Regions from separate parts of the Homo sapiens genome. Here region 1 is linked to region 2. A link is an interaction called in ENCODE POLR2A ChIA-PET data of the cell type or tissue named here. Cell type or tissue: A673. All regions are shown on one strand. Each heading gives the region's core, and the rest is flanking DNA. Links, peaks and the distances in the headings are about the cores only. Region 1 overlaps CSTPP1 (centriolar satellite-associated tubulin polyglutamylase complex regulator 1). Region 2 overlaps CELF1 (CUGBP Elav-like family member 1).

Region 1 (15,616 bases), core at 3,260-11,259, 460 kb before region 2:
CCTAATCAGTGGCACATTTACAGTTGCAAATATATATATATATTTGTGGAGTAGGAGAAATTCCACAAATGAGTTAACCTATGAGCACAGGTTGATAGTGTGTGTATATTAAAATTTACTGTGTAACATATTTAGTGTACATTTTGTTTTTCTTATAGACTTTAAATAAAAGTATGTTTTTAATAAGAATTGAAATTAAACTTTTATAGAAACTTCTAAGTGCCTCTGCAAATTTCTAAGCTTCTGTGGAACATGGTTTGAAAACTACTGATCTACTTCAACCCTTCCCCATTGTGTAAATATAAAAATCAAAGCCAAGGTCTCCTAGTCACTTGGTAGGACCTGTAAAACCAAGACTAAATTCAGGTCTTCTGGTTGTCAGTCAAATGTTCTAGCCATTATCATGCTCTGCTGCTAAATGAACATATACATTTTGTGTCATTTAGTCTCTGAGATGAATGTATGATTTTGTAGCCCAAAACGTAATTGTAGTAGTTAAGGCATAAGAATGCATTGCCCATGTGATTTTATTTCTTCTTTCATTGTTTTACAGATGAAGGTAAAGTAGCTACAAGTTCTTTAATTTTAAGTTCCATTTTACCTATCTTCAAGAGAAAAAATAGTTACTCCACCTGGTTTAAAATTTAAAAATAATAATTCTTATTAGAGAGGGACGTATAATACTTGTTTATTGGATATTTCATGCTTTGAAGGACATAATAAGCAGATTTTGGAAGTTCTTTGAAAATACAAGAGTTTTATTGTTGTTGTTGTTGCTGTTTATTTTATTATTATTATTTTTTTTTTGAGACAGAGTCTCACTCTGTAGCCCAGGTTGGAGTGCAGTGGCACGATCTCACTCACTGCTACCTCCTCCTCCTGGGTCCTGGTTCCAGCAATTCTCCTGCCTCAGCCTCCCAAATAGCTGGGATTACCGGCATGTGCCACCATGCCCAGCTAATTTTTGTGTTTTTAGTAGAGACGGGGGTTTCACCATGTTGGCCAGGCTGGTCTTGAACTCCTGACCTCATGATCCACCCGCCTTGGCCTCCCAAAGTGCTGGGATTACAGGCATGAGCCACCGCACCCGGCCGTTGTTGCTTTTTAATTTTAAAGTTAGGCTGAAGTGAGACTGTAACACACAACGTTATTAAACGCATTCTCTAAAGTAGATCTACCAAGCCAGGCACAGTGCACATGCCGGTAATCTCACTTGAGCCCAGGAGCCCAGGAGTTGGAGAACATAAGTGCACTATGAATGTGCCTGTAAATACCCACTGATCTGCAGCCTGGGCAACAGAGTGAGACACCATCTCAAACAGGGTGGGTGGATGGATGGAGAGAGGGGGAGAGAGAGAGAGAGAGAGAGCTGGAAGTATGTAAAAGCAAATATAAATAATGTTGAAAATTTAATATTTTCCAGTTTTATTTTGCTTGGCATAACCTGCTCTTGATTCCCACTGATACCGCCTGACCCTAATTTAGAAACCTAATTAGACACCTTGGGGAGGTTGTCAAAAAGACAGATTCCTTGATCCCACCTCAAACGTACTCGACCACAGCCAGCAGGCAAGGGGCCTGGGAATTAATTTTAACAAGCATTTCAGGTGATTCTTAGGATCACTCAAGTTTGGGAAACATTAAGCGGTTTCAACCCTGCTTGCATATTAGGATCAGCTAGGGTGCTTTTAAAAAATACTGTTGCCTAGGTCCCTCCCCAGACCACTTTAATCAGAATCTTTTTGGTTGGGACCCAGGCATTTTAAATGCTCTGCAGGTGGTTCTCATACACACTGAAGCTTGAGAACTCCTGCAAGACAGTTGGAAATGTAATTCTCTGAAGCACAGCCCTGGTCTTGTCACTGCTGCTGAGAACCTCAATGGTTCTGTATTGCCTACTAATGAAATATGAATTTATGACTATCATAAGGCTACTCATGACCCAACACCAGCTTTCCAACCACTACTCTCCTACTTATAGACTATACTCTGGCCACACAGAAACACTTTCCCCAAACACTCCTTGTGCTTTCCCCCTTTCACACCTCTGTTTTTGCTTTCCCACCATGTAGAACTTTCCCCCATGTCTGTCTGTCACAGTCCTGCCCATCCTCAAATAGACCCAGCTCAAGTAGATTCCCATTTCCTCCTGTCCTTGCCCTCCCCTGCCTCCATTCAAAAGCGACCTCTTAGGGCATTTGTCCTATCATACCTTATATTTAGTTATTGGCAGATACATAGTCTCTTTCATAAAATGCCATGTGGAATTAAGAATAAGTGGATTTTTATCTTTCCTTTTTCCCCATCTAGATTGTAAATTTGTAATATCAACTATCTGTTTACTTCTGTGTGAGGCACTAAAGAGAAAGACTTTAGAGTCAAATGGCCCTAGGTTCAGGTGCCTTTTTTATTGGATATGGCTGTGTGACCATGGTCAGGTTAATTTTTCCAAGCCTTAGTTTTCTCATCTATAAAATGGAGAATATACTACTTCAGTGTTGTGAAAACTAGATTTGATAACCGACTGGAGCCTTCAGTAATCCCGGTATGTAATAACTGCTCTGTCAAAGTCTGTTGCTTTTATCATTGTGATAATGATCATTGTTAGCTCCCTTGAGGGCAAAGACTGCATATTTTATCTTTGGATCCCCATTCTGAACCTTGCTTATTGTAGGTGCTTGATAAATACTGGGTGAATAAAATAATGAATGCCTGCTGGGTCGTGCTTACTTATATAGTCCACTACCAATCAGTTCAGCCTGTCTTGGAAGGAGCACTTCAAATTTCAATTTAACCATCAGATAAAGATAGAAAATAGGATTTCCACTACAAACTTTAAAAACTGTATTAAAAAGGCCAAAACCCCAGTTAAACTGTAAGACAGCTGCTCTCTTTCTGCTGCCAGGAAATAGAGAAAACCCTCCAAGGACTATTTGCTGTTTGTTTGTGCATCATATAATAAACATGCTGTGACTTGGGGAGAGCACACACTTCCCCTGCAGGCAAGCTTGGGTTTGGGAAGTTGCATGTAGCAGCAGTGAGGAAGAAATCCCCCACTCTGTGGGAGAGGTTCCTTCACGGACTCCACTAAGCCCATTTGCAGTTTTGCTGAGTTATTTACTAAGATGAAGGGACTGGGTGTGGCTGGTCTGAGATTCCTCCTGGGAAGTCACTTCAAGAATCTCCTTAATTTCCTCACCCTTCATCTTTGTTCTCTGGCTTTGGTGCAAGGGTGCAGTCAGTCGCACCCAGTTGGCTGCTGTTCCCAGCACACTGAATTATTTGAAGCTGGCTGTGGCAGCCAAGGATTCCCTGTTCTGTTCTTTTCCCCTTGCCCTGATTTGAAAAACGGTCTGGAAATTCTCATCTGGCATGACCAGAAGGAACTTAGTAGGTTGCAAGCTGTTTTTCTAGATGCACAGGACCAAACAGAACCTTTAAAGCTGTAAATTACCATTTCTCAAAAACTCAATTTGATGGATTTTACATGGACAAATTATATAACGTAGGCTTTACCATCACCACTATCGTTTAAACAAGAGGCCATCCAATTGAGATGAAACCGATATAGGAAAGTAATTATCATCAGCTTTGTCACTTGAAGAAGGAATGTGAGGATATATTAGCTAATTGAAACCTCAGGAAAGATGTATAACAAAACATATAAGGATTAATGAGTAGTCCACAAAAGTGTTTACCAGATGACCAATATCTTTTAAAATATATAGATGTATTCCAGCTCTTTTAATTAGAAAATATATATATATACACACACACATATATGGATAAAAAATGAACTTATAATTACAATAGATGTGATGACAAAATAATTCATAGTCTGAAAAATATATAATTTCAGTGATCAGAGCCTTATGTATTATGCTAATTGTCCAATAATTTCTTGAAAGTATGTTTCTACTTTTAAAGTAAAATTAAATTCAGAAAGCAATGATGAGCAAATATGTGATAATATTCTAGGCAGACACTGAACATTTATATTTATTGTGAGAACAGCATGATGGTAGAGTACTATTTATATAAAATTATGTATCTTTATGTCTTTATATGTTTACATGCATACAAAAATATTTGGAAGGAGGTTTACTGAAATGTTGTGAATGATTTTCTCTTAGTGTTGAGACTACTTTTTTCTTCACACATTTTTATATTGTCTGAGTTTTTATAATGAGCATATAACATTTTTATAATCATAGTAAAAATAAAGCTATTTTTATAGCTTTCATATAGGAAAATTTTGCTTGAGCATCTGCTATGTGTCCAAAGTGGTACTAGAAATTATGAGATATAGGAAAGAAGGCTGTGGCCTGGCTACCAAGATGCTTACAATCTAGCTGGGAAGACAACTAGGGAGTGGGATCCTATAGAATGTAATCCGGTGTCGGGATGTATGGTTCAAAAAGGTGCTACGGAGCATCAGGAAGAGGAGAGGAAGCTCTCAATGGAAGGAAGCTTTCATCGAAAATGAAGATTAGGCTGGGTGCAGTGACTCATGCCTGTAATCCGAGCACTTTGGGGGGCCAGGGTAGGAGGGTTGCTTGAGCCCAGGAGTTCAAAACCAACTTGAGCAACATAGTGAGACCCTGTATTTTTTTGAGAAATATTTTAAAACTTAGAAAGAAAGAAAAGGAAGCTTAGATTGGACCTTGAAAGATGGACAAAAATTGAATAGGAGGGAGAGAAGAAGGCATTTTAGGCAGCATGAGCGCTAAAGTGATAATAATAATGCTTTTTGAAAAGAAAGGAGGAAACCAGCTTGTCTAGAATAAAAAGTAAATATGATTTGTGATGGAGAAGTTTGCTTTATTGCTAAGTTTATTTCATAAGATATCTTTGATATATTACAAACTATATTTTTGTATACTTGAGCAGGTCCTAGAAAAATATTTTGTAATTATTCTGAATATTGACTCTAAAGTGATGTAAAAACTATGACTACTATGAAAAATTCATTATTTTAGTGTATTGAGGGTAGAAGATTTCAGTACATATGCTGTGTAACACTGTCATCTCTGTGCACAAGCTTGTTCTCAAGTCAAACAGTGGCTTTTCATATAGTCTTTTAATTTGTGGTTAATATGTTCCTACACCTTTCTTCTTCTATTAAAAAAATCAAATTAGCCGAACGTGGTGGTGCACACCTGTAATCCCAGCTACTTGGGAGGCTCAGGCGGGAGAATCTCTTGAACTCGGGAGGCAGTGGTTGCAGTGAGCTGAGATTGCGCCACTGCACTCCAGCCTGGGCAACAGTCTCAACAACAACAACAACAAATCAAAAAGCACCAGTTGCCATGGCTCATGCCTATAGTCCTAGCACTTTGGGAGGCAAACATGGGAGGATTGCTTGAGCCCAAGAATTTGAGACCAGCCTGGGCAACACAATGAGACCAACATCTCTACAAAAATAAGAAAAACTCACCAGGCATAGTGGCTCACGCCTCTGGCCCAGCTACTTGGGAGGCTGAGGTGGGAAGATTCCTTGAGCTCAGGAGGTTGAGGCTGCAGTGAGCTGTGATCATGCCACTGCATTTCAGCCTGGGCAACAGAGCAAGATCCTGTCTCAGAAAAAAAAAAAAAAAAAAAACAGAAAAAAAAAAATCAAAACTAAGGTTGGGGAAGGGGGGAAATTTTCTTTTAAAAAAGACATTAAGATGGAGACTTTTCAAACAATGGAATCAGAATTCACTTTTAGCAGTTACTTAGTTAACAGGACTATATTCTGTTTGTAGTGTATACCCTAAATGCTGTAGCCATGTAAGTGATAATTACAATGTATACAAGTCTTCCTGAGAACCATATATTTGAAATTTTAAGTACAAAATGTCAGCCATAAAGTTTTCCTTATTGAATTTGTGTATTATTAAGTGCTTTCAATGTTCAAAGCTCTATGCCAGATGAAAGATATACAGGGAGCTCCCTCATTCATCGATTCGTTTATTCAACAGTATTTTTTTAGTGTGTCCTCTGTGCCAGGTATTATTCTAGGTGCTGGTACTAAAAGAATAAGGAGAATATAGTTCTATTTTTAAAGAGTTCACAGTCTCGTCTGAAAGAAAATGGACATGTAAATAGTTATAGACCCTCTAGAAAGTGTCAGGCCAAATACATGTGTTTATTTGCTGTCTCTGTAGAGCACACTAAAATTGTAATACGTCAGGTGTGGTGGCTTATGCCTGTAATCCCAGGACTTTGGGGAGGCCAAGGCAGGAAGATCACTTGAGGTCAGGAGTTCGAGACCAGCTTGGCCAACATGGTGAAACCCCATATCTACTAAAACTACAAAAATTAGCCAGGTGTGATGGCAGATGTCTGTAGTCCCAGCTACTTGGGACTTGAGGCAGGAGAATCGGTTGAACCCAGGAGACAGAGGCTGCAGTGAGCCGAGATCGCAGCACTGCACTTCAGCTTGGGCAACAGTGCAAGACCTTGCCTCAAAAAATAAATAAATAAAATAAAATAAAAGTATAATAAAGAGGGAGAAAAGATGTAAAGGCACAAGAACAAAACAAAGGAAGACATGACAGGAAATAATAGATATCCACCAAATTTTAGACGGTGGACAGCAGAAGCATAAGTAAAAACTGATTTGGTAAAGAAAACTGATGTATAACTACTTGCAAAAGGAAAAAGGTATGTTTGTGCCATAGAGGCCTAAAAGGGTTCAAGAATTGGAGGTGGGTTCAAGAATTGGAGGTGTCGGCCAGGCGTGGTGGCCTCACGCCTGTAATTCCAGCACTTTGGGAGGCAGAGGCAGACAGATCACCTGAGGTCAGGAGCTTGCGACCAGCCTGGCCAGGGTGGTTAAGCCCCGTCTCTACAAAAATACAAAAATTAGCTCAGCATGATGGCAGGTGCCTGTAATCCCAGCTACTCAGGAGGCTGAGGCAGGTGAATCTCTTGAACCTGAGAGGTGGAGGTTGCTGGGTTGCTGTGAGCTGATATTGCGCCACTGTACTCCAGGCCTGGGTGACAGAGCGAGATTCATTCTCAAAAAAAAAAAAAAAAAAAAAAAAAAGAATTGGAGGTGTCAAGTACTCTGAAACTGGGAGTGAGAGGGGAGCTGAAAATAAGAGGATATATTGAAAATCATTATGAGGAGCAATTAGATCCCCAGATCCCTCCCCCAACTTCAAGCATCAAGGTCACTACCCTTCATTCCATAGAAGACTGGAGATATTAAACTAGAGGAGCTCTTGACTCAGGAGCACCAGACACAGAGCGTAGGTGAGATGCCCTAGTGAAAAAAGATTGTCAATGTCTATCTGCTAAATGTTGACATTTATTTTCCAGCTCCCTTCCCTTGCTTAGCTGTCAGAATGCTGGCTTCCAAATGAATATACCCCAGGTGGGATTCTGGAATATTTTCTGGAGAAACTGAAATAGCCTCAGAGGAAGTCCCTACAAATCTGACATTTAGGAGTTGCACAATGAAATGACCAGGTTTCCGCCCATTCATTCTACAGTGAAGCTCAATATAAACAAGCTCCAATTCATTCAGATAACCAGTTTTTTAGTACCTCGCACCAAATAGGAATGAACATATTCAGGTATTCAAGGATCACCAGAAATTTGGGGGAAGTCTCTAATATGATAGCCAGAAGCCAAAACAAAACAAAATAGAGGCCAGGCATGGTGGCTCACACCTATAATCCCAGCACTTTGGGAGGCCGAGGAGGGCAGATCACCTGAGGTCAGGAGTTCAAGACCAGCCTGGCTAACATGGCAAAACCCCGTCTCTACTAAAAATATAAAAATCAGCTGGCCATGGTGCCTGTAATCCCAGCTACTCGGGAGACTGAGGCACAAGAATTGCTTGAACCCAGTAGGCAGATGTTGCAGTGAGCCAAGATGGTGCCACTGCACTGCAGCCTGGGTGATGGAGCAAGACTCTGTCTCCAAAAAAAAAAAAGGAACAAGAAAGAGTTCTTAGAAAGTAAACATTGTAATAGCTGAAAGAAAAATTCAGTAGATGGGTTGAAAGATCAAGAAATTACCCAGCAAAGGCAAAGAAGTAGAAAACAGGAGGAAAAAAAAAAAAAAAGAAAACTGAAGGCCCAGTCCAGGAGTATAAGACCTAAAAATTTGAAGTTCTAGAAAGAGAAATTGGAAGAACTAGAATGCCATCAGGCTTCTCAACAGCAACATGAGAAGCTTAAAAAAAAAAAAAGTGCAATGCTTTTAGAATTCTAAGAGAAAATTATTTTCAACCTAGAATTCTGTACCAAACCGAACTATCAATCAACTGTGAGGATAAAGTTGTTTTTTTTTTTTTTTCTTTTTAGACAGAGTCTTGCTCTTGTCGCCCAGGCTGGAGTTCAGTGGCCCAAACTCGGCTCACTGCAACCTCCGCCTCCTGGGTTCAAGCGATTCTCCTGCCTCAGCCTCCCAAGCAGCTGAGATTAGAGGCACCCGCCACCACACCCAGCTAATTTTTTGTATTTTTAGTAGAGACGGGTTTCACCTTGTTGGTCGGGCTGGTCTCGAACTCCTGACCTCAGGTGATCTGCCCACCTCGGCCTCCCAAAGTGCTAGGATTACAGGTGTGAGCCACTACACCCAGCCGAGGATAAAGATTTTTAGATGGGCAGGGTTTCATAAACTTTAACTTTTATGCAGCCTTTCTCATGAAACTACTGAAGAGTATGTTTTATCAAAAAGTGAGAATAAGTTTAGGAAGATGAAATTATGAGATCTAGCATCAAGGGGTGCAACACAGGAGAGAAAGAAAGAGAATTCTTAGAATGATAATGGAAGGTAGTTGCAGGACAACAGTTTGTGCAAGACAGCTAGAAAGCAATTCAGATTGAAGTAGCAGGACAGAAGGCTCTAGGAGGAATTTCTGCAGGAAAATTAAATAATAGAATTGATTATCTGTTGTGTAAAAAAATTGTCCAACCTTCAGTTGGAGAATTAGGGTTTAATACTTCAGTTGAAGAAGCACTGATTAATACTTAAAAACCCCCACAAACCGAGAAAGAAATAATCATTCTAAGAAAAACAAAAGGTTGTATAAGAAAGAAAATATAATAATATACCTTGTGTTTTTGCTGTGCATAATATTTACATAGTCATAAATGAGTAAATACTGAATATTGGTAAGCCAAAATTAGTATCATGAAAAGATGGACAGATGGGAAGTATATGTGTGTGGTGAAAAAGATAATTTGTCATCTTCAACTGAAAGTTAAAAGATGTCTAACATTTAAAAATCAAGAAATAGCAGTATAAACATATTATTTAAAGAAGCAAAGCAAAAAACAGAGGACTCAGTGAGTTTTGTTAAGTATGACAGGTTAGAAGAATTACTACAGTAGTTTGGTTGGGGTGAAATGAGTTATAACTTCCAAGAGAACCATTTTAGTTGAGTGACGGAAGCAACGTTGAAGGAGTTACTGAGTGAATGAATGGGTAGTAAGAAAGAGGAGGTAATGAGCATAGCATACTCCTCTGAGAAATCTGGCTTTGAAAACAAAGGGAGGAGAAAGCGGTGTTAGTGAGTTGAGTCTATGAAAGATTTTTTAGATTAAGACACCACTTAGACATGTGTGCATAGACAGCAAGGAGTTAATGGAGAAGGTAAGGTCAACGATGCAAGCGTAAAGGGGATAGTTGGTGGAGCAAGGTCCCAGAAACTGAGATAACATGGACTCAAGAGCATAGATGGAAAGATTAATTGTAGGAAGAGAAGGGAAAGATTTCTTTCTCTGAAAGAAGGAAGGAAGAGGTGCAGATAAGTGAAAATGCAGAGAAATATTAAGGTATAAAGGAAGGAAATTGAGGGACTTAAAAAGGTGGCTTCAGTCTTCTCAAGAAAATAAGAGGTTCTCTGCTGAGAGTTTGGATTTGGGGCATAGGATTAGCTTGGAAATTTGAGAATGGAAAATATCTGAAGGCATGTGATGCCAAGTTAAAAGGAGATGACTAAAATGATTATCCAGTAGCCACGAGTGTCCAGTTGAGGTTAGATAGCAGAAATTTGTAATAAAGCCAATCAATATGGTTTCTGGACTTCCCTCAAGAACGTTCTATCTCCAAAAGTTGTATTAATCATCATCTTGGCTAGGATGGCGTTTCCTTGGAGTGTCTTAAGAGACATTCCAGGGTTCAAAAACTTTAGAAAATGCTTGCTCAAGGAGAGTCAGTGCTCAAGAATACCAGAGAGAAGGTTTTCTTGTGGGACACTTCAATCTAGGTCATTCGGAGGTCTTGTGGGGGATCATGAGCAACGAAAAAGAAATATACTTGAGAGACTTAAATGACACAAAACAGTTTGATATCAAAAAGATCTGTAGCTGCATGGACATCTGGACACAAATCTGAGGGTGAGAGCGTGTTGGAGAACACCTGGATTCAGATAAAAGAAGAGCAGAAGAGAAGTGACATCATTGTGGGATTAGAATATAGACTACCTAGCCAGATGGAAGAAATAGATAAAGCATTTCTGATGCAGATCGCAAAACTGGCCTGAGTCAAGAGAGCTTGGTGATAGGGATTTCAAGCATCAGCACATAAGCTCAAAGTCAAGTTCAGCCAAAAGCTGCATACTTGATTAATTCTTTTTTTCCTGTTTGTTTATGTTTTTCTGATCAAAGAAAAACTTGCTCATTGTAGAAATGTAGTAGTACAGGAAAGTGTAATGAAGTAGAAAAATAATCACTCATAAATCCACTCACCATTAAAATACTTGCTAATTATTTCTAGTATTTTTATGCATTGTTGTCTTTGCATAGTAGAGATTATGCTGAATATACATTTGTCTAAACTGTTTTTTAACATAAAAGACTTTTCTCATATATATTTCTTATATATCTCATATATTTTCATATATATCTGAAATTCTTTTTATATGTTCATCTTTCAGAAGGAAGAAATACGGCCGGGCGCGGTGGCTCACGCCTGTAATCCCAGCACTTTGGGAGGCGGAGGCGAGTGGATCACTTGAGGTCAGGAGTTCGAGACCAGCCTGACCAACACGGTGATACCCCGTCTCTATTAAAAATACAAAAAAATTTAGCCGGGCATGGTTGCACACACCTGTAATCCCAGCTACTTGGGAGGGTGAGGCAGGAGAATCACGTGAACCCGGAGGCAAAGGTTGCAGTGAGCCAAGGTCATGCCATTGTACTGCAGCCTGGGAAACATGAGTAAAACTCCATCTCAAAAACAAACAAACAAAAAAAAGGAAGAAATATGAGATAGGAGTCCAAGATATATATAATTATAAAAATAATTTCAGGGCCGGGCGCGGTGGCTCACGCCTGTAATCCCAACACTTGGGGAGGCCGAGGCAGGCGGATCATGAGGTCAGGAGATCGAGACCATCCTGGCTAACATGGTGAAACCCTGTCTCTACTAAAAATACAAAAAATTAGCCAGGGGTGGTGGCACGCGCCTATAGTCCCAGCTGCTCAGGAGGCTGAGGTAGGAGAATTGCTTGAACCCGGGAGATGGAGGTTGCAGTGAGCCAAGATCGTGCCACTGCACTCCAGCCTGGGTGACAGAGTGAAACTCCGTCTCAAAAAATAATAATTTCACTATTTACTCTTTGCTAACATTATTTCCATTTTTCTGAAAATAACCAGTCAATGCTACTGTATTAGGCAGGAAAAAGAAATAAGAGGCATAAAAATTTTAAAAGAGAAGGAAAAATTACATGATTGCAGGTGATATGATTACTTAGCTGGAAAGCCCAAGGTAATCAAATTGAAATCTATTATAAACATTATGCTTCAGCAAGGTAGATGGACAAAATATACTAAAATCAATAATTTATTTTAAAAAATAATAAGGGCCAGGTGCAGTGGCTCACACCTGCAATCCTAGCACGTTGGGAGGCCGAGGCAGGCAGATTGCTTGAGCCTAGGAGTTCGAGACCAGCCTGGGAAACATGGTGAAACTCTGTCTCTACAAAAAATACAAAAATTGGCCAGGCATAGTGGTGTGTGCCTGTAGTGCTAGCTACTGGGAAGGCTGAGATGGGAGGATCACTTGAGCCTGGGAGTTTAAGGATGCAGTGAGCCAAGATCAGACCACTGCACTCCAGCCTGGGCAATAGAGCAAGACCCCATCTCAAAAAAAAAAAAAAAAGATTACATACCTAGGAAGAAATGTAACAAGAATATGAAGAGAGCTTTAAAACACTACTGGAAACAAAAAAAAGACTTGGACATATGGAAAGGCATGGTATGTTCTTAGGAAGATTTAAAATCATAAACCTGTCAGTGCTCCTTAATTTAATCTATAAGTTAACATGATCTCCCTAAAAAAAACCAATAGGACTTTTTGCTTATTTGCTTATTTTTTTGAGAGAAATGATTGTAAAGCTCATACAGAAAAAATATGTAGACTAAAATAACCAGAAATATCCCGAGAAAGAAAAGAAATAATGAGATACCAGCCTCGTTAATATCTATAATAGATATTAAAATCTGTTATAAAGCTATAATAATTCCACTATAATTGCTAACAATAAACACTGTGTGCCAGGCACTGTTCTAAGCTCTTTAAATATAACAATTCATTTAATTCTCATAAAAGCCCGTTGAGATTAACCTACTCAAACTCACACTGCCAATAAGTGGCAGAGCTCAGATTTGAACTCAGGTGCTAGCTCCAGAACATGTACTCTCTCCATCACCACACTCTTCATCACCAGCACATTTGTTATTGACATATTAATAGACAGGCAATCAATGGACCAGAATCAGAAGCTTAGAAATTGACTCAAATATAGAAATAAAATTAATCTACATTGGGGAGAGCATTTAAATTAATGAGCACAACTGGTAGCCATGTTAAGAATATGATATTGGATTCTTTCCTCACATCTTATATGCAAACAAATTCTAGATGGATCAAAAATTTCAATATAGGCCAGCTACAGTGGCTCATACCTGTAATCCCAGCACTTTGGGAGGCCGAGGTGGGAGGATTGCTTGAACCCAGGAGTTCAAGACTAGCCTGGGCAATGTAAAGAAATCTGTCTCTACAAAAAAACCTTTTTTTTTTTTTTTTTTACAGCAGGGTGTGGTGGCGCACGCTTATATTAGGTTGGTGCAAAGGTAATTGCGGCTTTTGCCATTCGTAGCAATAGTCTCAGCTACTCGAAAGGCTGAGGTGAGGGGATCACTTGAGCCCAGGAGTTGGAGGCTTCAGTGAGCCATGATCACACCACTGCACTCCCGCCTGGGAGACGGAGTGAGACCCTGTCTCAAAAAAAAAAAAAAAAAATACAAAAAACAAAAACACAAACATGAAGAAACCACAGAAAGATGTTCTTACAATCTCACAGAAGGGAAGATGTTTCTAAGAGAGCTGATAAAAAAAAACCTGGAAGCCATAAAAGAAAAGATTGATATATTTTGTTGCAGAAAGAGGAAAAATATTTGCTTGCCAACAAATACTGTAAACAATAACAAAAGATTAACAACAAACAGAAAGTATTTGCAACTTATATCACAGATGAAGGGCTAATTTCCTTATATACAGAGTTCCTAAAAATCAATAATAAAAATACCAAAAACTCAGTAGAAGATTGAAGGATGAAAATGAACAGAGTTTATAGTAAAGGATTGTATAAGTGGTTCTTTAAAAATTATTTTTAATAACTAGATTGAGATATAATTTATATACCATACAATTCACCTATTTAAAGTGTACAATTCAGTCGTTTTTAGAATATTCAGTTGTAAAACCATCACCAAAATCAGTTTTAGAATATTTTCATCAAGCCCCCTCTGCCAAGAAAAATACCCCGTACACATTAGCAGTAACTCCCCTTTTTCCCCACCCACAAACTCCCAGTCCTAGGCAACCACTAACCTACTTTCTGTCTCTGTGGATATGCCTATTCTGGACATTTCATATAGATTATATATAGATAGAATCATACAATATATGGGCTTCTGTATTTGGTTTCTTTCACTCAATGTTTTCTTTTCTTTGTTTTTATTTAAGTTCTTGGGGTACATGTGCAGGATGTGCAGGTTTGTTACATAGGTAAATGTGTGCCATAGTGGTTTGCTGCACAGATCAACCCATCACTTAGGTATTAAGCCCAGTATGCATTAGCTATTTTTTCTAATGTTCTCCCTCCCCCGACCTCACCCCCCAACAGGCCCCAGTATGTGTTGTTCCCCTCCCTGTGTCCATGTGTTCTCATTGTTCAGCTCCCACTTATAAATGAGAACATGCGGTGTTTGTTTTTCTGTTCCTGCGTTAGTTTGCTGAGGATAATGGCTTCCAGCTCCATCCTTGTCCCTGCAAAGGACATGATCTCATTCCTTTTTATGGCTGCATCACTTACAGTTTTCAAGATTTATCCATGTTGTAACATGTATCAGTACTTTATTCCTTTTTGTGGCCAAATAATATTCCATTGTATGATTATACCACATTTTGTCTATCCATTCATCCATTGATAGACATTGGATTGTTTCCACTTTTTGGCTATCATGAATAATGCTGCTGTGGATGTTTGTATACACACTTTTTTGTGAACATGTTTTCAGTTCTCTTGGATATATACCTAGGAGTGGAATATTGGGTCATATGGTAATTCTGTGTTTGAAAGAACAGCCAAACTGTTTTCCAAAATGCCTGCACTCTGTTACATTCCCAGTAACAGTTTATGAGGGTTACAATTTCTCCACATTCTTGCCAGCATTTGATGTTACGTGTCTTTTTTATTATCGCCAGCCTAGAGGTGTGAAATGGTATCTCACTATCCTTTTGATTTGTATTTTCCTGATGACTAATGATGTCGAACATCTTTTTACATGCATATTAGCCATTTGTGTATCTTTTCTGGAGAAATGTTCATCCACATTGTGGAATGTATCAGCACTTCATTCCTTTTTACTGCTATGTAGTATTCCGTTGTATGAATATAGCACACTTTGCTTTTTGTTTGCTTGTTAATGTACACTTGGGTTATGTACAGTTTTTGCCCATTATGAATAAATCTTCTAGGAACATTTGTCTCCAGGTCTTTTTATGGATGTATGTTTTCATTTATCTTGGGTAAATACCTAAGGGTTGAATTACTGACTGCTTTCTAAAACAGTTGTACCATCTTACATTCCCACCAGCAATGTATGAGAATTCCAGTTTTTACAATTGCTTGTTAACATTTGGTATTGTCAGTCTTTTGCATTTTAGCCATTCTAGTGGTTGTGAAATGAAATCTCATTGTGGTTTTAGTTTGCATTTCCCTGATGACTAATGATGTTGAATACTTTTTACTGCTTGTTGGTCATTTGTATATCTTCCTTTGTGAAGTGTCTCTTCAAATATTTTGCCCAATTTTTAGTGGGTTGTTTGTCTTTTTATTATCCAGTGGTAGGAGTTCTTTACACATTCTGGTTACAAGTTAGATATGTTCATTACAAATATTTTCTCCCTCTGTGGCCTCTTTATTTATTTCCTTAGTGATGTCTTTTATTGAGCAGAAGTTTTAATTTTTTAGCATTTTTTTTCTTTTATGGTTAATGCCTTCTGGGTCCAGTCTAAAAAATCTTTGCCTACCCTAAGGCTGTGACAGTGTTACCCTATATTTCCTTCTAAAAGCAATAGAGGTTTAACTTTTATGTTTAGGCCT
Region 2 (15,616 bases), core at 3,490-11,489:
AACACTTTGGGAGGCCGAGGCGGATGGATTCCCTGAGGTCAGGAGTTTGAGACCAGCCTGGCCAATTTGGCGAAACCCCGTCTCTACTAAAAATACAAAAATTACCCAGGCATGGTGGTAGATGCCTGTAATCCCAGCTACTCGGGAAGCTGAGGCACAAGAATCACTTGAACCCGGGAGGTCGATGTTACAGTGAGCTGAGATCGCACCACTGCACTCCAGCTTGTCACAGCAAGACTCCGAATCAAAACAACAACAACAACAACAACAAAAAACAAAAAAAAACAAACAGGCCAGGCGCGGTGGCTCACGCCTGTCAACCCAGCGCTTTGGGAGGCCAAGGTGGGCAGATCACACGGTTACAAGATAGAGACCATCCTGGCTAACATGGTGAAACCCCATCTCTACTAAAAATACAAAGCATTAGCCGGGCGTGGTGGCACTCGCCTATAGTCTCAGCTACTCTGGGGGCTGAGGTAGGAGAATTGCTTGAATCTGGGAGGCAGAGGTTGCAGTGAGCCAAGATCACACCACTACACTCCAGCCTGGGCAACAGAGCGAGACTCCATCTCAAACAAACAAACAAACAAACAGTAAGACCCGAAATATTATTTTTGAACCCCAAGCTCACTTTTGTATAGATATACCTACTCTAGAAACAATGACAAAAGCATTCGCAAAATGCACCACAAAAACACAAAACAATTTGCCTACTTGGCTTCTGATTTTGCCTTAGAAGTATTTTTGAGGCCTGTTTTGATATTCTTTAGCTCAAAATCATCTCCTCTCGTTAAGCACATTGTAAAGTACTTTAAACTCAATATAGCATTTATCATCATCTCTTCCCTCCCACTTGTTAAAGAACTAGCTTGTTCCAAATATGGCATTATCTTTTCCAAGTTCTAGGGTTTAGGCATGACATAATTCCTTTAAAGAATTATTTTTCTTGTCATGACTGACAAGCATGACTTAAATGGAGATAAACAGGCTACTGAAAAACATTTGGGAATTTTTCTGATTACAACTGCTCTTATTTTTATTTTTTTTTTTTTGAGACAGAGTCTCGCTCTGTCGCCCAGGCTGGAGTGCAGTGGCGCAATCTCAACTCACTGCAACCTTCGCCTCCCAGGTTCAAGCGATTCTCCTGCCTCAGCTGCCTGAGTAGCTGGGACTACAGGTACCCACCACCAGGCCTAAATAATTTTTGTATTGTTAGTAGAGACGGGTTTCACCATGTTGGCCAGGCTGGTGTCAAACTCCTGACCTCAGGTGATCCACCTCGGCCTCCCAAAGTGCTGGGATTACAGGCGTGAGCCACCATGCCCAGTGTACAATTGCTCTTTTATGATGAGAGAAAAACAATGTATAGCTTTAAAATGGGGAATCCACATAAAACTATCTTCCCTTTGAACTCCAGTACAGGGGCTTTTGCCAATTAAACAAGTCACCTCCACCTGAGGAAAGAGGCAGACGCTGCCTGCCCAGGATGCTGTAGAAGGGATTCCTTCCATGGATAGAAAGTTTCTCTGCATAACTTTTGTAAAGGTCCTTTGCTAACCTCAGAAACTGATTTCACTATGAAAAGTAGAGGAAAGGTGAATCCAATGTGTGGGTAGAAACAACAGAACAGTGCTGGGAAAATTCCTGCTTCTATCTCTATGTGAATTTAAGTAAGGCATTCCATGTCCCTCATTTTCAAAATGATAGGATTAAAGAAGAAAAAAATCTCTGAAGTTTCTAGCATTTTCAGCCTATAGCTTACTTTTTCTCCCTCCTATGCCAGCCTGGGCCACCCACCACCTTCCCACTGCTGCAGCACCTTACCATAATTAGGCAGCTTTTTAAAGCTTCTAATTAACGGAACACAGAAATTAAAACCTTTAAACTTTCTTTTCTATTTCTGGCTCACTGCAAATGTGCAACAGCATTTTATTAAGGAGTTGTTAATGCCACACAGTTCTTGCTATACTGGCTTTTCTCTGAACCCCAGTGACAGTTACACAGTGACAAGTTGTAAGCAAAGAGGTTGTTACCATGGGAACCCACTAGGATTCCTGGGGGTGGATCCAGAAGGCTTTTTTTTTTCTATCACAGTATTTTTTTTTTTTGATGTTCTGGATCTGGCAATTCAGAAAGCTGATCTTATTATTTCAGCAAGCTACCTTCAAGAAATAGTACCATACAGTATACATTTCTGAAGAAATATTAGACCAAGCGCAGTGACTCACGCCTGTAATACCAGCAATTTGGGAAGCTGAGGCGGGGGGATCACTTGAGGTCAGGAATTCAAGACTAGCCTGGCCAACATGGTGAAACCCCATTTCTACTAAAAATACAAAAATTGGCCGGGTATAGTGGCTCATGCCTATAATCCCAGCACTTTGGGAGGCCAAGGCAGGCAGATTGCCTGAGCTCAGGAGTTCACGACCAGCCTGGGCAACATGGTGAAACCCCCTCTCTACTAAAATACAAAAAATTAGCCAGGCATGGCAGTGTATGCCTGTAGTCCCAGCTACTCAGGAGGCTGAGGCAGGAGAACTGCTTAAACTCCGGAAGGCGGAAGTGGCAGTGAGCTGAGATCGCACCACCGCACTCCAGCCTGGGCTACAGAGCGAGACTCCATTTCAAAAAATAAATAAATACATACATACATACATACATAAATTAGCTGAGCATGGTGGCGGGCACTTGCAATCCCAGCTACTTGGGAGGCTAAGGCAGAAGCATCACTTGAACCTAAGAGGCAGGGGTTACAGTGAGCTGAGATTGCTCAAGTGCACTCCAGCCTGGGCAATAGAGCGAGACTCTCCCCCAAAAAAAAAAAAAAAAAAAAAAGGAATATTTATAACTATTTTAGTGACACTCTGTTGCACAATAGTTAAATATATTCAACTCTTAGTTTTTCCCCTCCCTCTTCATAAAAGCAGCTACATCAATATAAACTCAACTGAAGTTTCTATGACCTATGTATGCTGCTATTTCTTTCCAGACCACAACATAAGTTATATTTAGCATTTTTTCTTTCCTTTTTTTTTTTTTTTTTTTTTTGGACATAGAGTTTCACTCTTGTTGCCCAGGCTGAAGTACAGTGACACAATCTCTGCTCACTGCAACCTCCGCCTCCTTAGTTCAAACTACTCTCCTGCCTCAGCCTCCGAAGTAGCTGAGATTACAGGCGCCTGCCACCATGCCCGGCTAATATTTTGTATTTCTAGTAGAGATGGGGTTTCACCACATTGGCCAGGCTGGTCTCGAACTCCTGACCTCAGGTGATCCACCCGCCTTGGCCTCCCAAAGTGCTGGGATTACAGGCATGAGCCACGGCGCCTGGCCATATTTAGTATTTTTTCTATCAAGATTTCAATGTTTTCCAAAGTTCAAGAAATCTCAGCTTCTCTACACAATTATGTTAGAAATATATCAGACACAAAATTATAAAAATAAAGCTGGCCGGGCGCCATGGCTCATGCCTGTAATCCCAGCACTCTGGGAGGCCAAGGCAGACAGATCACAAGGTAAGGAGACCGAGACCATCCTGGCTAACATGGTGAAACCCTGTCTCTACTAAAAACATACAAAAAATTAGCCGGGCGTGGTGGTGGGCAACTGTAGTCCCAGCTACTCGGGAGGCTGAGGCAGGAGAATGGTGTGAACCCAGGAGGTGGAGCTTGCAGTATGCAGAGATCGCACCACTGCACTCCAGCCTAGGCGACAGAGCGAGACTCCATCTCAAAAATAAATAAAATAAAATAAAATAAGCCAAGAGAAGTATAAGTTCAATCTCCAAGTATGCCTCCAAAACTGTAGTGTGTAGATAAATGTGATGTTAAATTACGTTTAGGGAGATGAACTGCCACTCCCAGCTAAATGTGTGTTGTCACTCAGTTCCCTGGAGACCCATTCTGTTAGAAGATATCTTAAGAAAACAGATCATTTACAAGTCTGATCTGTGGATCTGTTTTTTTCAGAAGTGGAACAGTCAGAATTAGAAAAAAAAAAATTTTTTTCCCTAAGTTGGAAGCTTTCTGGAAAAGGGTTAAGTCTTTCCATAGATCTAGCTTAGCCCCAGAGCAAACTTATACCAGACAAATGAACATTAACAAAAACAGCACTTGATTTCACAGTAATAATCTAGAACTTCAGCTACCCTACGCCTGATCCATAATAGTTTGAGCCAGAAAAGTACCTGGCACAAATTTCAAGAGTATCCCTCACACTAATAACTACTGAAACCTAAATATAAATTCCATTTAAATGTGTTGAAAACCAAACTCAGAACCAATTCATACAACAAATTCACAAACCAAAAGAAAAAAAAAATGGTTCTATGGAGATAAGATATACCATTAACTACCGTAGGCAATAGTTATTAAGATACTCCACAAACATATTATGTCTTGGGCTGGGCGAGATGGCTCACACCTGTAATCCCAGCACTTTGGGAGGCCGAGGCAGGCGGATCAGTTGAGTTCAGGAGTTCGAGACCAGCCTGACCAACATGGAGAAACTCCGTCTCTACTAAAAATAGAAAATTAGCCGGGCATGGTGGGGCATGCCTGTAATCCCAGCTACTCAGGAGGCTGAGGCAGGAGAATCGCTTGAACCCGGGGAGGTGGAGGTTGCAGTGAGCCAAGGTTGCACCACTGCACTCCAGCCTGGGCAACAAGAGCGAAACCCCATCTCAAAAAAAAAAAAAAAATAAATCATGTCTTGTTTTGCTATATTTACTCACCTAAGCTTTCCTGTAGCATGCCCACAAGTTTTTTTGTTTTTGTTTTTTTCTTGAGATAGGGTCTTGCTCTGTCGCCCAGGCTGAAGTGCAGTGGTGCAATCTCGGCTCACTGCAATCTCCACCTCCTGGGTTCAAGCGAGCCTCCTGCCTCAGCCTCCCAAGTAGCTGGGATTACAGGCGTGTGCCACCGTGCCCAGCTAATTTTTTCTGTTTTTAGTACAGACAGGGTTTCACTGTGTTAGCCAGGATGGTCTTGATCTCCTGACCTTGTGATCCGCCCGCCTCAGCCTCCCAAGGTGCTGGGATTATAGGCATGAGCCACTGCACCCAGCCCAAGAGTTTGTTTTTAAATAGTTTCTGGCCAGCATGGTGGCTCAAGCCTGCAATCCCAGCACTTTGGGAGGCTGAGGCAGGTGAATCACTTGAGGCCAAGAGTTTGAGACCAGCCTAGCCAACATGGCAAAATCTCATCTCTACTAAAAATAGAAAAATTAGCTGGGCATGGTGCCAACGGCCTGTAGTAGCTCTTCTGGAGACTGAGGCACGAGAATTACTTGAACCCGGGAGGCGGAGGTTGCAGTGAGCCAACATTGCACCACTGTACTCCATCGTGGGCGACAAGGCGAGATTGTCATAAATAAATAGATAGATAGATAGACAGACTGATAGATAGTTTCCCAATGCTATCTATAACCCAAATTAGCTCAGTAAAGAGGTTTGCAAAGCTTTTTAAAAAACTGCATTTGTAGGCCGGGTGTGGTGGCTCATGCCTGTAATCTCAGCACTTTGGGAGGCCAAGGTGAGCAGATTACCTGAGGTCAGGTGGAGTTGGAGGTCAGCCTAGCCAACATGGCGAAAACCCGTCACTACTAAAAAAAATACAAAAATTACCTGGGCGTGGTGGTGCACACCTGTAATCCCAGCTACTCAGAAGGCTGAGGCAGTTACTTGAACCTGGGAAGCGGGGGCTGCAGAGCTGAGAACACACCACTGCACTCCAGCCTGCGTGACAGAGTGAGACTCCATTTCAAAAAATAATAATAAAAAATAAAAATTGCACTTGTAAATGTATGCAGAGACTATTAAACAGAAATAGCACGCAATAAAAACAATGAATATATAATAAACATAATGTCTTTCCATAATTATTTCCCATCAGCTTGAAAGGGGAAGTAGGAAGGACAAGTCCACAGTATAGTTTTGGCACATGAGTTTAATATCAAACAGCCTAGAAACAAAAAGGAGAAAACAGGACATGACAGGAGGCAAACTCTTGGATGCTTTATTCATTTTTACTAGTGGTTTACTATTTCCTTGATTTTATTTGGAAAAGCATGTCTTGGCCCAGAAAGGCAAGAGTGCAGACTGCCAGCAATATCAGATTATCCTTTTCTTATTCTTTGGAGCTACTGAAAACTGAGCCAAAATCAGAGTTGTCTAGGAGCCTTCTGACTGTTCAGGCAATAAAAATTACGAAGTTTCAAGATCAGAGCTCCACAAGGTTTTTACCATACAAATTTTTTTTTTTTTTTTTTTTGGGACAGAGTCTCACTCTGTCGCCCAGGCTAGAGTGCAGTGGCGCCATCTTGGCTCACTGCAGCCTCCACCTCCTGGATTCAAGCAATTCTCCTGCCTCAGCCTCCTGAGTAGCTGAGACTATAGGCACACACCACCACATTCAACAAATTTCTGTTATTTTTAGTAGAGACGGGGTTTCACCATGTTGTCCAGGATGGTCTCGATCTCCTGACCTCGTGATCCACCCGACTCAGTCTCCCAATGTGCTGGGATTACAGGCGTGAGCCACCACACCAGGCCTACAGTACAAACCTTAACCATAATGTCTTTTGATGGAAAGCTGCTTACATTTTTTTTCCAGATAACTCCTTGGAGCTTTTAAAGTACTCCATCTTCAGAAGACAATGACTTAAATTCACAGAATTAAAATGTTAAGTCTTTTTCCTATTACTAATCCTTAATACTGAACTGTTCCAAAACATAAAATTAAAGTGCCATTTGACTAGACATGGAGTAGTCAACAAATAATTACCAGATATCTACTTTATGCAAGGCCCCAGTACTTATGTAACACTATAGACTGTAAAATTTCCTCTATGCACAGCACTGGGTTTAGTACGATACACACAACACATAAAGGCATAATCATTTTGTTTTCTTTTTTTTCTTTTCTTTTTTTTTTTTTAAAGAAAGGTGTTTCACTTTTTCACCCAGGCTGGCTGGAGTACATTGGCACAATGATAGCTTTCTGTAACCTCCTGGGCTCAAGGAGTTGAGTCCTGCCTCAGCCTCCCAAATAGCTAGGACTACAGGTGTGCACCACCATGCCTGGCTAAATAATTTTATTTGTAGAGACAGAGTCCCTGTATTTGCCCAAGCTGGTCTCAAACTCCTGGCCTCAAGCAATCCTCTTGCCTCAGCCTCCTAAAGTGCTGGTAATGCAGGCATGAGCTACCATGCCTGGCCCATAATATTGTTTAGATATATTTGCAATCATCATTTGATCTCTGATATCAAATAATATCTTCTAGCTTTTTCTATCCTACATTATCTATATATGGAAGACAGAATCTTGATGTTGGCTGTGTACCAGGTTGTATATAAATCTCCATTTTGGCTGGGCGTGGTGGCTCACGCCTCTAATCCCAGCACTTTGGGAGGCCCAGGCGGGCAGATCACGAGGTCAGTAGATCAAGACCATCCTGGCCAACACGGTGAAACCCCGTCTCTACTAAAAATACAAAAAATTAGCCAGGCATGGTGGTGGGCACCTGTACTCCCAGCTACTCGGGAGGCTGAGGCAGGAGAATGGCGTGAACCCGGGAGACAGAGCTTGCAGTGAGCCGAGATCGCGCCACTGCACTCCAGCCTGGGCAAAAGAGCAAGACTCCGTCTCAAAAAAAAAAAAAAAAAAAATCTCCATTTCAAAACTAGCTTGTCTCTTTTTAATTCCTGCTCATTAGTATTACAGGGAATGTTTACATTTCTCTGGAATAAAGTCTTTCAACCTAACAAACCAAAATATCACAGGAAAAAAACAAAATCACGTTAGAAGCGCTAAACTGTCTTTCTCAGAGCTTCCCCCTCTCCCTTATTAACATTTCTCAAAGAGAAAAACACCACTGTGATGCTCCTCTCACAGATCATTCATGAAGTTACTGAGCTGGGACCAGAGAGACTCCATCAACTGGGCACACAGCCATTCACCATTACCCTTTGTTTAAAGTCTCAACAGCCATTCAACCCACATTATTGTGTTCCACTCAAGCCCATCAACATTTTTTTAAGAGGAAACAATCAGGAAACTAAAACAAACGCCACTTAACTAGAAATGAAGAAAAGACTGAATCCATATGCCTCACAAACAAAAATTCTCTAAAACTGATGGCTCACTTTAAGTTTCCTATCTGAAATAGCAGTATTATTTTTAACAGGCTCATATTCCTAAAAAAATTAAAAACAAATAATTATAAAAAACTTGTTAAAAAAATAAACTCATAATCTTGATCTGGCAAAGCATTCTAAACACCAAATGCAAATATATATACTGAAGGAGTCAAGACCTCCAGCGGCCTTTTGCCTGGGGCTAAGGAGGGTATGGGGGAAAAAGCACTCTTCCCAACAGCTGGGTGTGGTGGCTCAAGCCTGTAATCCCGGCACTTTGGGAGGCCGATGCGGACAGAACACCTGAGGTCGGGAGTTCGAGACCAGTCACGGCTAACATGGTGAAACCCTGTTTCTACTAAAAATACAAAAAATCAGCCAGGCATGAATGGTGGCACACACCTGTAATCCCAGCTACTCTTCCAAAGAGCCATGATCCCTGACAAGATGATTCTAAATTTCAAATTTTACAAGTGCTGTGCAGAGCTCTGTACTAAGTCTAACTCAAAGTTATTTCGGCTGAAAATAACAGAAAGCTTACATAAAAACTAGAGTTAACTGAAAGGGTACTAGACCACTCCAAGAACTCCAAACAGGCCCACACCTGGAAAGTCTTTAGGCATCCAGATTTTTGCTCTGCATGTGGATGGCTGCCCTCTCTCCAGAGCTGCATTTCTCATCTATGCTTCTTTCCAGATGAAATCTACTTACTTCTCCCTCCCTACGGAATGACCTTCACTGCTTCCACCTGTACGAGCCTGAACTTGGCTGCATACCAGCATCTGATTTTATGTCCTGAGTTCTCTGAATGTAGGTGACTATTTGTATCTTAAAGACTTGAATCTCAGTTCTAATCTCAAATTCCTAGGACAAAGTGATTTGCCCAGCTTGGGCCAGGTGTCCACCTCTGGTGCAATAAGATATTACAAGAGGGGCTAAATCACAAGGTATAATTAGAGTAGGGACTATATGCCTGAACCACTCCCCTAAAGTATATGCAATACACTAAGCAGTAAGGCAGTTTCCATCCTCAAAAAGCTTAAAATCTTGCTGAAATAATAAAATACTAAATCAGGTACAGGAATGAATGGACAGGAAAAGCCTCATGAAAAAGATTAGCTGTGCACTAAATGACAAATACTGAATCATGAGCATGGAGGGGCTGAAGAGCATTCCTAAACACGAAATGTGATGTCTGCTCCTCTTGCTCTAGCCATCTAGGAAATACAGACCTAAGGGATAAATAATCTTTTACCACATAAACAGCTTCCAGTAAAATATCCTTGTTGAAAGCCTGCTATAAAATGACTTTGAACACAAAGCAGTGCTGCTTCATCATGCAGTAATCACCCACTAGCTGACAAATGTCAAACAGTTATGCATTTTCAAGCTGTCATCACCACCCTGACTTCCTTTCACTCCTCGGCCCCCACGAGACTCTTGCTCAGAGAGCACTCAAAATCAGGCAAGCAGGCTGGGCGCGGTGGCTCACGCCTGTAATCCCAGCACTTTGGGGAGGCCGAGGTGGGTGGATCACGAGGTCAGGAGTTCAAGACCACCCTGGCCAAGATGGTGAAACCCCGTCTCTACTAAAAATACAAAAATTACCCGGGCATGGTGGTGGGCACCTGTAATCACAGCTACTTGGGAGGCTGAGGCAGGGAGAATGGCTTGAAACCAGGAGGTGGAGGCTGCAGTGAGCCGAGATCGCGCCACTGGACTCCAGCCTGGGCGACAGAGAGAGACTCCATCTCAAACAACAACAACAACAACAACAAAACAAAAAACAGGCAAGCAGCCAGTAAATGGCACAGGTGTTTCTCACTGAGAATATCCCACCCGATCTAGCATGGTAAGTTAGCAGCAGCAACACCCAGACAGAATTCATCCAGGAAAGAAACACTAGCTGAGCTATGTGACTGCAGTGTGAGGGAAAGCGGCTGGAGCTGAAAAGTAGAATGTTTCCCATACACAAAAGCTAGAAGTACAAAGCAACTGGAAAAAGCGTACAGCAAATTATCTGTACAAAACAGAAATTAACAAAAACTTAACAGATGTCCAAATAATACTGGGTTAAAAAAGACAATCTACTCACAGTAGACTATTAGTCACCTCACATTATCACCAATATCATACATATTCACACAGTCTGCAAGAGCTTACTCAATCTCACAGGAAACAAAAAGGTAAAAGAACAAGGAGAAAGTGGTGACAGTTTCTAACTTAATGATTATTTTGCTAAAGAGTAGCAATGTTACTATGAAAATGGAAACTACTTGGCCAGGTGTGGAGGCTCACACTTGTAATCCCAGCACTTTGGGAGGCCAAGGCGGGTGGATCTCCTGAGGTCAGGAGTTTGAGACCAGCCTGGCCAACATGGTGAAACCCCGTCTCTACTTAAAACACAAAATTAGCTGGGTGTGGTGGCGCATGCCTATAATCCCAGCAACTTGGGAGGCTGAGGCAGGAGAATCGCTTGAACCCAGGAGGCAGAGGTTGCAGCGAGCCAAGATCTCACCACTGTACTCCAGAGCCTGGTGACAGGGCGAGACTGTCAAAGAAAGAAAGAAAGAAAGAAAGAAAGAAAGAAAGAAAGAACGAAAGAAAGAACGAAAGAAAGAAAGAACGAAAGAAAGAACGAAAGAAAGAACGAAAGAAAGAACGAAAGAAAGAAAGAAAGAAAGAAAGAAAGAAAGAAAGAAAGAAAATGGAAACTACTGACCCTTCGAAATTAAAAGTATAACAGTACAAAATTACACAGCCCAGGAATCAAAAAACTTCATTTTGCATAATCCCCAAACTAAAGACATTCCCCCCCAAAACACAGTTTTAATGGAGTTATAACTTAGAAAGAAAGTAAAATTATTCAACTCCATTTTGTCAAAGCTGAATGTAGCTATAAAAAGAAGACCTGGAGGTCATAAAGTTAGTGGAGAGTTCTTTCTAAAGCCGTACTGGGCTGGGCGCGGTGGCGTGCGTCTGTAATTTCAGCACTTCGGGAGGCCGAGGCAGGTGGATCACCTGAGGTCAGGAGTTCGAGACCAGCCTAGCCAACATGGTGAAACCCCATCTCTACTAAAAATACAAAAATTAGCCAGGCATGCTGGCAGGTGCCTATAATCCCAGCTACTCGAGGTTGAGGCAGAAGAATCGCTTCAACCCGGGAGGCGAAGGCTGCAGTGAGCTGAGATCGCACCACTGCACTCCACCCTGGGCAACAAGAGTGAAACTCTGTCTCAAATAAATAAAGCCGTATCTGCACCCATGAACATATCTAAAAGTGGCACATCAAATTTGATTAAGTGAGATCCATTAGGTATCAATGCAATCACTAAAAAAACCTCATCATTCTTGATACTTTCTCCATTTTTTTTTTTTTTTTTTTTTGAGACAGGGTCTCCCTGTTGCCCAGGCTGGAGTGTAGTGGCGTGATCTCAGTTCACTGCAACCTTCACCTCCTGGGTTCAAGCCATTCTTGTGCCTCAGCCACTTGAGGAGCTGGGATTACAGACACGCACCACCACATCTGGCTAAGTCTTGTATTTTCAGTAGAGACAGTGTTTCACCATGTTGGCCAGGCTGGTCTCAAACTTCTGGCCTCACGTGATCCGCGTGTCTTGGCCTCCCAAAGTGCTGGGATTAAAGGCGTGAGCCACCGTGCTCAGCTTTACAACATATCAACAGGGCTGGACTGTGCTCATCTTTAGAAAATATCAACAGGGCTGGGTGCGGCAGCTCACACCTGTAATCCCAACACTTTGGGAGGCCAAGGCAGGAGGATCACTTGAGGACAGGTGTTCAAGACTAGGAGAGATCCCGTCTCTACAAATACTACAAAAATTAGCCAGGTGTAGCAGTGTGCACCTGTAGTCCCAGCTACTCGGAAAGCTGAGGCTGGAGGATCGCTTGAGCCCAAGAGTTCCAGGCTATAATTGCACCACTGCACTCAAGTCTGGGCAACAAAGAGAGATCCTGTCTCTAATGGAAAAGAAGGCCAGCATGGTAGCTCATGCCTGTAATCCCAGCACTTTGGGAGGCCGAGGCAGGAGGATTGCTAGAGACCAGGGGGTCAAGACCAGCCTGGGAAACATAGTGGGACCCCATCTCTACAAAAAATAAAATTAGCCAAGCGTGGTGTTGCGCACCTATAGTCCCGGCTACTTGGGAGGCTGAGGTGGGGAAGAATCACTTGAGGCCTGGGAGGTTGAGGCTACAGTGAGCCACGATAACGCCACTGCACTCCAGCCTGAGTGACACAATGAGACCTTGTCTCGGAAAACAACAGCCCAAAAAAGCCCCAAACTTTACAAATCTGGAACTTAATGAAGTGTAAAATAAACAAATATGTACTCATGGCCTCCACAGCACAGCAGAGGTTAAAAAATAACTATAGAATTCTATAAAGAAACCTCTACTTTAAGAAGATTCTAAGCCAATTCTATGACAAGACCAAAGTTATTTTACAAAGGTCTCATCAAGGAAACTGTCTTCAAGGCAGTCATGATGTTGCCCTCCTGTAATCAATCCCAACTACTCAGGAGGCTGAGACAGGAGGACTGCTTGAGCTCAAGAGTTTGCACCAGTTTGGGCTACATAGCGGACCCGTGGACCCCTGTCCCCACCCCGTCTCTAAAAAAAAAAGAAAGCTGTTTTCGGCAAATAAGGACTCTTGATACAATATAGTTTACAAAGCAAATAGCTAAAACTGATTAAGTCTTAAATCTGCATTACAACTCTAAATATTAGAGCCCTCCTCCCCGCCTCAACTTGTCACTTGAAACTACGAAGAGACCCAAGTGTCCCCTATTACAAATCCAAAATATTCATTTATAATTTTCAGTTTTCTTTGAACACAGAAGCCTCCTAACAGTAGACTCTCAAAGTAGAAATAGTGAATATGAAATCTAGGAAACCATATTACCCAAGTATTCCACAAGGAACAACGTCCTGTTTAGCACAGCATTTCAGACACACAAATCTTATCCCTTAAGCCACAACAGACACAAGAAAATGCAAAACAAAATGCACTCATAAAAGGGAACAAAAGGAACACTGACATAGTAGCTACTGCTCATCTATGTATGGCACTCCTAGGCAGTTCACCTGTGTTATTTATTTCATTTGGCTGAAATGCATTACTGACCCAAGAGACTAGTGGTATGCCCATTTTACACATGGAAAAAGAAACAGCATTATCAATACTGTATCAGGCACTGTTCAGTGCCTAGCATAAGTTACCTCAATTAATCCTCACATTACTATTCTGAGTTGGTATCTCCACTTTAAAGACAGGAAAACAGGGCCAGAAATGTTAACTGGTGGTACCCCAAATCCACTGTCCCAAGCTGTCACAGCTATCCTTACCAGGCTGTGTTTATAAAGCCCATTCAAGTCACATCATTCTTTCAAACCATTTCAAGGATTCCACAATCAAAAAATCAACTCTCAATTACAGAAAGACTTAATTCTCCAGATTTTCATCAAAATTTTCTTATTTCTATTTTATTTGCCTTTTGACCATTTCAGTGTACTGTAATTCTAGTATACGTGTTCTGGTAACTATAGGATTATATTAATAGCAATCAACTTTGGGAGGCTGAGGCGGGCAGTTCACCTGAGGTCAGGAGTTTGAGACCAGCCTGACCAACATGGAGAAACCCCATCTCTACTAAAAATACAAAATTAGCCAGGTATGGTGGCACATGCCTATAATCCCAGCTACTCGGAAGGCTGAGGAAGGAAAATCACTTGAGCCCAGGAGGTGGAGGTTGCAGTGAGCTGAGATGGTGCCACTGCACTCCAGCCTGGGTAACAACAGTGACACTCACTCTCAAAAAAATAAAAATAAAAAAATCAAGAATCAAAGAATAGGCCAGACATGGTGGCTCATGCCTGTAATCACAACACTTTGGGAGGCCCAGACAGGCGGATAACTTGAGATCAGGAGTTCAAGATCAGCCTGGCCAAGCCTGGCCAACATGGCGAAACCCCATCTCTAATAAAAATACAAAAATTAAGACCGGGTGGAGTGGTTCATGCCTGTAATCCCAGCACTTTGGGAAGCCGAGGTGGGCGGATCACCTGAGGTCGGGAATTCGAGACCAGCCTGACCAACATGAAGAAACCCCATCTCTACTAAAAATACAAAAATTAGCCGGGCATGGTGGCGGGCACCTATAATCCCAGCTGCTTGAGAGGCTGAGGCACGAGAATTGCTTGAACCCCTCCCAGCAGAGGTTGCAGTGAGCCGAGATTGAACCACTGTACGCTAGCCTGGGCGACAGAGCGGGACTCTGTCTCAAAAGAACAAATAAATACTGACCTTCATTCAGAACCATAAAGTCTCCAATACTCATTATTAAGAGGTTAATAACAAGAGTTATTAAGAGGTTATTAAGAGGTTAATAAGGAACATATTGTTAATAACAAGGAGCATTAAGAGGTTAATAACAAGGAGTGAATCTGAAGTCTTACAGCATAAAGTTTGCCTAGCTGCCAGAGACCTTATTTCTATTTCTTCTTTTTTTAGTAGAAAAGTTTTACAAAATTTGTAGGAAAATACAATAATTTTTGTATTTTTTGTAGAGATGAGGTCTAGCTATGTTGCCCAGGCTGGTCTCAAGCTCCTGAGCTCAAGCAATCTGCCCGCCTCAGTCTTCCAAAGTGCTGGGATTACAGGCATGCACCACCATGCCCAGCCCCTCTCTCTCATATGTATACGTGTGTGTGTGTGTGTCTGCGTGTGTGTGTGTGTGTGTGTGTGTGTGTGTGTGTGTATATATATATTTTTTTTTTTTTGAGATGGAGTCTCCCACTCTCACCCAGGCTGGAGTGCAGTGGTGCCATCTCAGCTCACTGCAAGCTCCGCCTCCCGGGTTCACGCCATTCTCCTGCCTCAGCCTCCCAAGTAGCTGCGACTACAGGTGCCTGCCACCATGCCCAGCTAATTTTTTGTATTTTTAGTAGAGACGGGGTTTCACCGTGTTAGCCAGGATGGTCTCGATCTCCTGACCTTGTGATCTGCCTGCCTCGGCCTCCCTACATCTTTTTAAGGGAGAAAAATAGGAGAAAGGCCTTTCATGCAATTGACAGATACTCTCAGTATCTTTTTTTTTTTTTTTTTGGGCGGGGGCCGGGGGCGGGGGCGGGGGAGGGAATGGAGTTTTGCTCTTGTAGCCCAGGCTGGAGTGCAGTGGCTTGATCTTGGCTCACTGCAACCTCTGTCTCCCTAGTTCAAGCGATTCTCCTGCCTCAGCCTCCTAAGTAGCTGGGATTACAGGCATGCGCCACCACACCTGGCTAATTGTGTATTTTTGGCAGAGACGGGGTTTCTCAGATGATCCGCCCACCCTGGCCTCCCAAAGTGCTGGGATTACAGGTATGAGCCACCACGCCGGGCCAACTTTCTTCACACTAGAACAAACTGAGAGACCTATGAGTATCTTTGAAATGTTCATACCTGAAAGTATTATTCTAACTAGG

The links. Peaks named below come from ENCODE experiments on the same cell type or tissue, not always from the same donor. Only the 100,000 strongest peaks of a DNase experiment are listed, where the experiment ranks them.
Region 1: POLR2A ChIA-PET joins it to region 2 with 8 read pairs; 2 of 35 experiments call an interaction of 5 or more read pairs at or near these places.

The regions. Positions count from the first base shown.
Region 1 is chr11:47,068,920-47,084,535 of GRCh38, forward strand. All of the region lies in intron 3 of CSTPP1 (centriolar satellite-associated tubulin polyglutamylase complex regulator 1), which reads left to right. Among named protein-coding and RNA genes, the nearest start is that of ARFGAP2, 100 kb to the right of the region's middle. In A673, for the core only: no CTCF peak of the experiment used is centred there; no DNase peak of the experiment used is centred there.
Region 2 is chr11:47,530,997-47,546,612 of GRCh38, forward strand. All of the region lies in intron 1 of CELF1 (CUGBP Elav-like family member 1), which reads right to left. Among named protein-coding and RNA genes, the nearest start is that of CELF1, 14 kb to the right of the region's middle. RefSeq lists an enhancer at 11,171-11,670. In A673, for the core only: CTCF peaks have their summits at 6,263 and 9,020; DNase peaks (open chromatin) are centred at 3,895, 7,945 and 9,415; H3K27ac peaks cover 2,030 bases.